Linked DNA regions of Homo sapiens: region 1 is linked to region 2. Evidence: chromatin contacts called from ENCODE Hi-C or POLR2A ChIA-PET data. All regions are on one chromosome and are shown on one strand. The core of a region is the stretch at or near the end of the contact, and the rest is flanking DNA. Distances in the headings are between cores, read along the strand shown.

Region 1 (3,292 bases), core at 412-2,911, 2.9 Mb after region 2:
GTACCTCAGACCAGTCCAATCTGTCCCTTTTCCCTCCATCCCCCTGCCTCTCCGTGAAAGGTAACCACTATCCTACAATTTTTTTTTTTTTTTTGAGACGGAGTCTTGCTCTGTCGCCCAGGCTGGAGTGCAGTGGTATGATCCCAGCCCACTGCAAGCTCCACCTCCCGGGTTCACACCATTCTGCCTCAGCCTCCCGAGTAGCTGGGACTACAGGGGACCACCACCACGCCCGGCTAATTTTTTGTATTTTTAGTAGAGACGGGGTTTCACTGTGTTAGCTAGGATGGTCTCGATCTCCTGACCTTGTGATCCACCCGCCTCAGCCTCCCAAAGTGCTGGGATTACAGGCGTGAGCCACCGCACCTGGCCAACTATCCTACATTTTGAGCTTAACCTTGCCTATTTTTTTTTTTCAATTTTAGCAATCTGCATGCATTTCTGAGCTGTATAAAGTTTAGTTGTACTGCTTTGGGGGGCTCTATACAAATGATATCAAATTGAACTTAATCATCAGTGGTTATTAGAGTTACCATTTAAAGATGAATATGCACCTACGTCACAACTCCTGGGTATATATACCCTAGGGCACTACTTCTCATATTTTTTTGGTTTTAGGACTCTTATGTCCTTAGAAATTATCAGGATGTGCACAGTGGCTCATGCCTGCAATCCCAGCACTTTGGGAGGATTGCTTGACTCCAGGAGGTTGAGACTGCAGTGAGCTGTGATCATGCCACTGCACTGATAATAATTATCAAGGACCCCAAAAAGCTTTTGTTCACGTGGGCTGTATTTATTTATATTTACAGTATTAGAAATTAAAACTGAAAAAAGTTAAAAAGTTTAAAAAAGTTAAAATCAGCTTTAAAATAAAAAATAAACTCAATGGATATTAACACATTTTATGAAAAAAATTCTATTTATGTTAAAATTTAGGGAGATGAGAGGCATTGTTTCATATTTTACGATCTCTTTATTGTCTGGCTTACTAGAAGACAGCTAGAATTTCTATTTGTATTCAAGTGTTGCAATATGTTGTTTTGGTTGAAGTATATGAGAAAATTCCAGCCTCACCCAGATATGTAATTAGAAGAGGTAGGAGTATTTTAATAGCCTTTTCAGATAATTGTGGATGTGTCATGCAGCCTCCAGAAAACTCCACAGCATACCCCTGACAGGATGAGAGTGAAAACTATTATGAAAATAGTTTTGCGGCTGGGAGCGGTAGCTCACGCCTGTGATCCTAGCACTTTGGGAGGCCACAGTGGGTGGATCACCTGAGGTCAGTAGCTGGAGACCAGCCTGGGGTGAAACCCTGTCTCTACTAAAAGTACAAAACTTAACCGGGCATAGTGGCGCACGCCTATAATCCCAGCTACTCAGGAGGCTGAGGCAGAAGAATCGCTTGAACCCAGGAGGCAGAGGTTGCAGTGGGTCCAGATTGTGACACTGCACTCCAGCCTGGGTGACAGTAAGACTATGTCTCAAAAAAAAAAAAAAAAAGAAAAGAAAAAATAAAAAGAAAATAGTTTTGCTCGTGTGGACCCTCTGAAAGGGCCTTGGGGACCCCTGTGGGTCCCTGGATCACACTTTGAGGACTGCTGCCTTAGTGAAACTCTTGTACATGTGCACGACGGGGTTGTGCAAGATTGTTCGTTGCAGCATTGTCTGCAATAGAAAAGAACTGGAAACAACCCAAAATGTTGTCTATCATCAGGAGAATGAATACATGAATCATGGTTCATTCACACATCAGAATATTTGTATAGCAGTGAAAATAATGCCTCTTTTCCCCACCTTTGTACATGAGAAGCCTGTGTATTAACAGAGTCCTTGCAGTTTGACTGAGTAGCTCTTTGACTGGTGTACACTAGAGTGTTAAATGAGGCTGAGCATAAAGTAGGTATTTAAGAGATGGACAAAATGAATGAACATGCCCAAAAGCTGTGAATGGAGAGGCCAAGCCAGAGTCACCTAATTTCCTGTTGTGACTTTTGTCATGTTAAAGTCTCCTCTGGCTGAAGCCTTTTCATTTCTTCTGAAACACTTGATTTCAGACTAATGACTAAAAGCTAACTTCCTGTTTTAAAATGATGTTTATGCCACCACAAAATACTTTGCAAATGGTGGGAGTTAATAAACACAAACCCACAGAGAATCCAGCAAATTTATAAAAGATCTTCCCTTTGGAAGTTTGGGAGCACAGAGCTAAAACAAGTACATTTTGTGTTTAAAATTGAGCCTTCTTGCTGGAATAAAAACATCTCAAGGCAAAAGCATTCCACACTTCTGACCCCGGGTTAGAAAGAACAATGGAGAGCTTTGGCCGGGCATGGTGGCCCATGCCTGTAATTCCAGCACTTTGGGAGGCCAAGGCGGATCACCTGAGGTCAGGAGTTCAAGACCAGCCTGACCAACATGGAGAAATCCCATCTCTACTAAAAATACAAAATTAGCCGGGTGTGGTGGTGCATGCCTGTAATCCCAGCTACTCAGGAGGCTGAGGTAGGAGAATTGCATGAACCTAGGAGGCGGAGGTTGCCCTGAGCCAAGACCGCACCATTGCACTGCAGCCTGGGCAACGAGAGCGAAACTCCATCTCAAAAAAAAAAGAGGGAAATATACTCAAGTTTCTATCGAGGTCATCACTGATAAGACTGAAAGCCCTGAGCATTAGTATCCTAGCAGCTGCTAACCTTGTGTGAGGAAGACACTGCATACCTAGAGAGAGTCCCTCAGGGTTGCAAGTTCCTGCTTTTGATAGTTTTGTAAATATATGACCTGTGAGAAATATAAGAAAATAAATAAGTTGAACATAAAGTCATAGTTTCAAACTTTGATGTTTTCATTCAGCCAAAAATCAACAGAACTAATGGTTAAAATCAGACATTTAATGTGTATTTGCCTTATCAACAAAAAATATTATTCAGGAAGCCTTGGTTTAAAAAATCAATTTTTTGATATTTCCTCCTGAATCAACATCTAGTGTCTCAGACATGAAGGGACTCCACCCTTCCTTTCCTGTGTTCTAACTTCCAAGAGTTACCTATGTCAAATTTAGTAGTATTTATATTGATGACCCCATAAAATTGAATGCCGACTTCTGGTTAACAAAGCATTGTAGACTGAGAAATAGACAGATAAACCAACAGGAAAAAAATTCAGAAATAGACCCAAAATATATGAATTAATACTTTAAAGCTGGCATTTCAAATCAAAGGAGAAAAAAAGGGCTGTTCATTAAATAGTATTGAGACAACAGGCTACACATCATTTTCCATTTGGGAAA
Region 2 (3,265 bases), core at 466-2,965:
GAGATGACTAGATGAATACATGGTAGCAACTTATAAAGATCATAATAACAGAATATACCAAACCAGATTTCTTTTAGGGAATTCGGGAAGATTATTTGTCATTTGATTTGGGCCACAGAGAATGAATATCGCACTTCCCTAGGCAGTGAAAGTTGCGATGGGAGTGAAGAAAAGCCAAGGAGAGGTCCCAGCATGAACATGCGTGATGTGTTCAAAGAGAGGCTCACTGTGTCTCAAGGGCAGGGTAGAGTGGAGCAAATGGCTCAATATAAGGATGGAAAGTGGGTAGCCAGGTTGGCGGGACCTAATCCTAAAGGGCCTTGAATACTCTGTTAAGGAGTTTGGACTTATTTTCTAGGTGACTTAAGCCTTCAGAACAGAAAGGAGTCTGTTTAGATTACGTGTGAGAGCTCATCTGTCCAATGTTCAACCACACAATCTCAATAATGATAAAGATACTAACAAAGATGAACTAGCCAAAACCATTAATCTGCTTCCATAACGAGCTAGCCTATGAGTTTTTAAAATATGTTTCTAGCCATTAATAACCAGGGAATTTCACATTAAAGTTCAGATTTATAGATTCTCTTAAAAAAAAAAAAAAGACCTGGTGATGACAGACCAGTTATTCCAAACGGCGACAGAGCCAAGGGAGGTGCTCCCTTTCCAAAGCATATGTGCCGTCCAGCGGTCCAAGTGCCTCCTCTACCTGCCACACTCACACCACCTGCCTAGGGGCACTAAATGTTTGGGTTTGCACCTTTTCTTTTAGAGAGATGCCCTCTTTTATTATCATTATTATTATTATTATTATTATTTTTTTTTTTCTGAGACTGAGTCTTGGTCTGTTACCCAGGCTGGCGTGCAGTGGTGTGATCTCAGCTCATGCAACCTCCATCTCCCAGGTTCAAGTGATTCTCCTGCCTCAGCCTCCCGAATAGCTGGGACTACAGGCATGCACCACCACACCCAACTAATTTTTGTATTTTTAGTGGAGACAGGGTTTTACCATGTTGGCCAGGCTGGTCTGGAACTCTTGGCCTTAAGTGATCCGCCTGCCTTGGCCTCTCAAAGTGCAGGGATTACAGGTGTGAGCCACCAGGCCCAGCCGATACCCTCTTTTATTAGCAAGAATAATTCTACCATTGCATGAGTTCATACATACTGATTATCTCCGGCTTCTTTTGGTAATGCATTACTTTCCCTTTTTTTCTTTCTCATGCCAATAAAGTTTTCCATTTATTCCTTTACTTAAAATTGAAGTTATACGGTGTTAAATAAAATGTGTTTGGGTTGAAAATGAAAATGAAGATGTCATATGTAAGGGGCCTATGATGAACAGAAGGTAGAAAGCATGCTCTGTGGCAGGGTTTCTCAGCCTTGGCACTACTGACATTTTGTGTGAGATAATTCTTTGTTGTGGCTAGATGCTAATAGCACTCTCGAATTGTATTAATCAAAAAATCTCTCTAGACACTGATAAATGTTCCCTGGGGGTCAAAAGTGCCCCCAGTTGAGAACCACTGTTTTATGGAGAGAATGGTTTCCAGGAAAATAAGCTCTGGATAGGACAGTGGTGCTCTGCTGGAAAATGGATAGGACAATGCTTATGTCTCCTGCTGTTACCTCTGCCCCTGTGCACCTTTCTGTTCTGCCAGAGACAAGGGTTGCCCCACCCACAGAAAGGTGGAACAGCCAGGCATCCTGAGGGTAGTGATGCCAAAAGAAGCCCAAAGTCCTCTCCTACCTGGGAGAAACTTCAGCACCTCCATGAGGCAGCATGGCAGTGAAGGCTTTCTCTGCTCTCTACTGCTGATGTAGTTAAGGGAAACAAGAAAGAAATTTGCATGATCTATTCTCAAGACCCAAACCTCCCTGTTTGCATACCCCGGCTCAGTGTGGTGTCAGAATGATTCTAAGGAAGGAAGAAGCCCCTTTTCTCTGACAAGGCACTGGGGAAGTCTAGTCGAGATCTCACTGGGGAAAGCAGGACTTGCTGCTGCTATGGGAGGCAGGAAGCAGGCCAGGCACAGATCCTGGAACACATCAGACCAAAGTCCAGGACCTCCTCTCCTTTGGCTCGAAGGGCCTTGACCCAGAGCTCACTCACCTGAGAGCTTCTTTCACTTTTCTTGTAATATACATTTATCTTGAATCTAAGCACTGTTGTTGTATTATCAAACTGTCAGGATGGTTTTATATGTTTTCCTAGTACAAGTAAAAAAGATTAGTTGCTTTGCAAGGACGGAACAGGGAGTTGTTGATGACAAAGTGAAGTAGGTAAAAGTTGACTGAATAGTTTTGATATTTTTCATATGGATTTCAGTTTAGATGGTTTTGCGCTAAAAAAAAAAAAAAAAAAACTCAATATTATGGCATTTCCTGGAGTTTAAAATACGCTGACAATACAATTTACAAAAGGCCTTTTTGTGGTTAGTGTCTTTTCACACCTCTATCTTCTGGCATTTAGAATCTAATCATTTCTTTGTGGTAAGAGGTATTATATATAGAAAATTGGTTGAATTAAATTAATCAACGAAAGTGCCTTGTTCATTTTGCACTCCTTCTCAAAAGAAACCACTGAGGTGGGAGGACTGCTTGAACCTAAGAGTTCGAGACTAGCCTAGGCCACATGGAGAGACTCCATCTCTTTAAAAAATTAAAAAAAAAAAAAAAAAAAAAGCCATGTGTGGTGTCACATGCCTGTAGCCCCAGCTACTGGCGAGGCTGAGGCAGAAGGATCACTTGAGCCTAGGAGTTCCAGGTTACAGTGAGCTATGATGGCAACACTGCACTCCAGCCTGTGAGACCCTGTCTCTTTAAAAAGAAAAAGAAAAGAAAAAACCCAAAGGATTCATTTTTACAAAATTCAAGTCTTCTGAATGATGCTTAGTAAATATGTAGTAGATGCTCAATACAGGCTAGCTAATGACAACAGTGATTTTGGTCCTCACCATAAAGGGGCGGAAGGGTGGTGGTTAAAAGGGGGAAACAGGGCAACAGCAAAGAAAAATGACAATTAGTCTCCTCATTCAGTAAATAATGAGTAAATGAAATAGCAGTCACTCCCTTACAGTAACGACAGCTCAAAAGGGTGAATGGCTTGAACAGGGGAGGATGAACAATACAAGGGTAAAAGAGGGATGCAGACAAGGAAGGTTTTGAGTAAGTTAAACCTACTGGCGACAAAGAACGTACAGAGAGCAGGGCCAAGCAGCTGAAGCATTCTTTTATTCACAAATCAATGGAAGCTATTCAAGCCAAT

Evidence for each region. A loop is a pair of places that touch in the nucleus more often than their neighbours do. ChIA-PET counts read pairs that join two places held with the same protein, here RNA polymerase II (POLR2A). Pooled maps may share reads with other maps.
Region 1: a loop to region 2 is called in a map with no recorded cell type, with 11 times the contacts of the local background. The contact joins two enhancer-like sites. A Hi-C loop is called at or near these places in 1 of 37 single-sample maps with no recorded cell type and 2 of 50 pooled maps. POLR2A ChIA-PET finds 5 or more read pairs at or near these places in 1 of 52 experiments (activated T-cell).

Annotation. Positions count from the first base shown.
Region 1 is chr15:63,481,959-63,485,250 of GRCh38, forward strand. No RefSeq gene overlaps it. Among named protein-coding and RNA genes, the nearest start is that of USP3, 21 kb to the right of the region's middle. Within about 2 kb of position 1,662, at least 7 of the 41 ENCODE cell types and tissues checked have a DNase peak (open chromatin) inside an H3K27ac peak, as active enhancers do.
Region 2 is chr15:60,566,601-60,569,865 of GRCh38, forward strand. The region is part of intron 2 of RORA (RAR related orphan receptor A); the gene reads right to left. All of the region lies in intron 3 of RORA-AS1 (RORA antisense RNA 1), which reads left to right. Among named protein-coding and RNA genes, the nearest start is that of RORA-AS1, 89 kb to the left of the region's middle. RefSeq lists a silencer at 1,670-1,964. Within about 2 kb of position 1,716, at least 5 of the 41 ENCODE cell types and tissues checked have a DNase peak (open chromatin) inside an H3K27ac peak, as active enhancers do.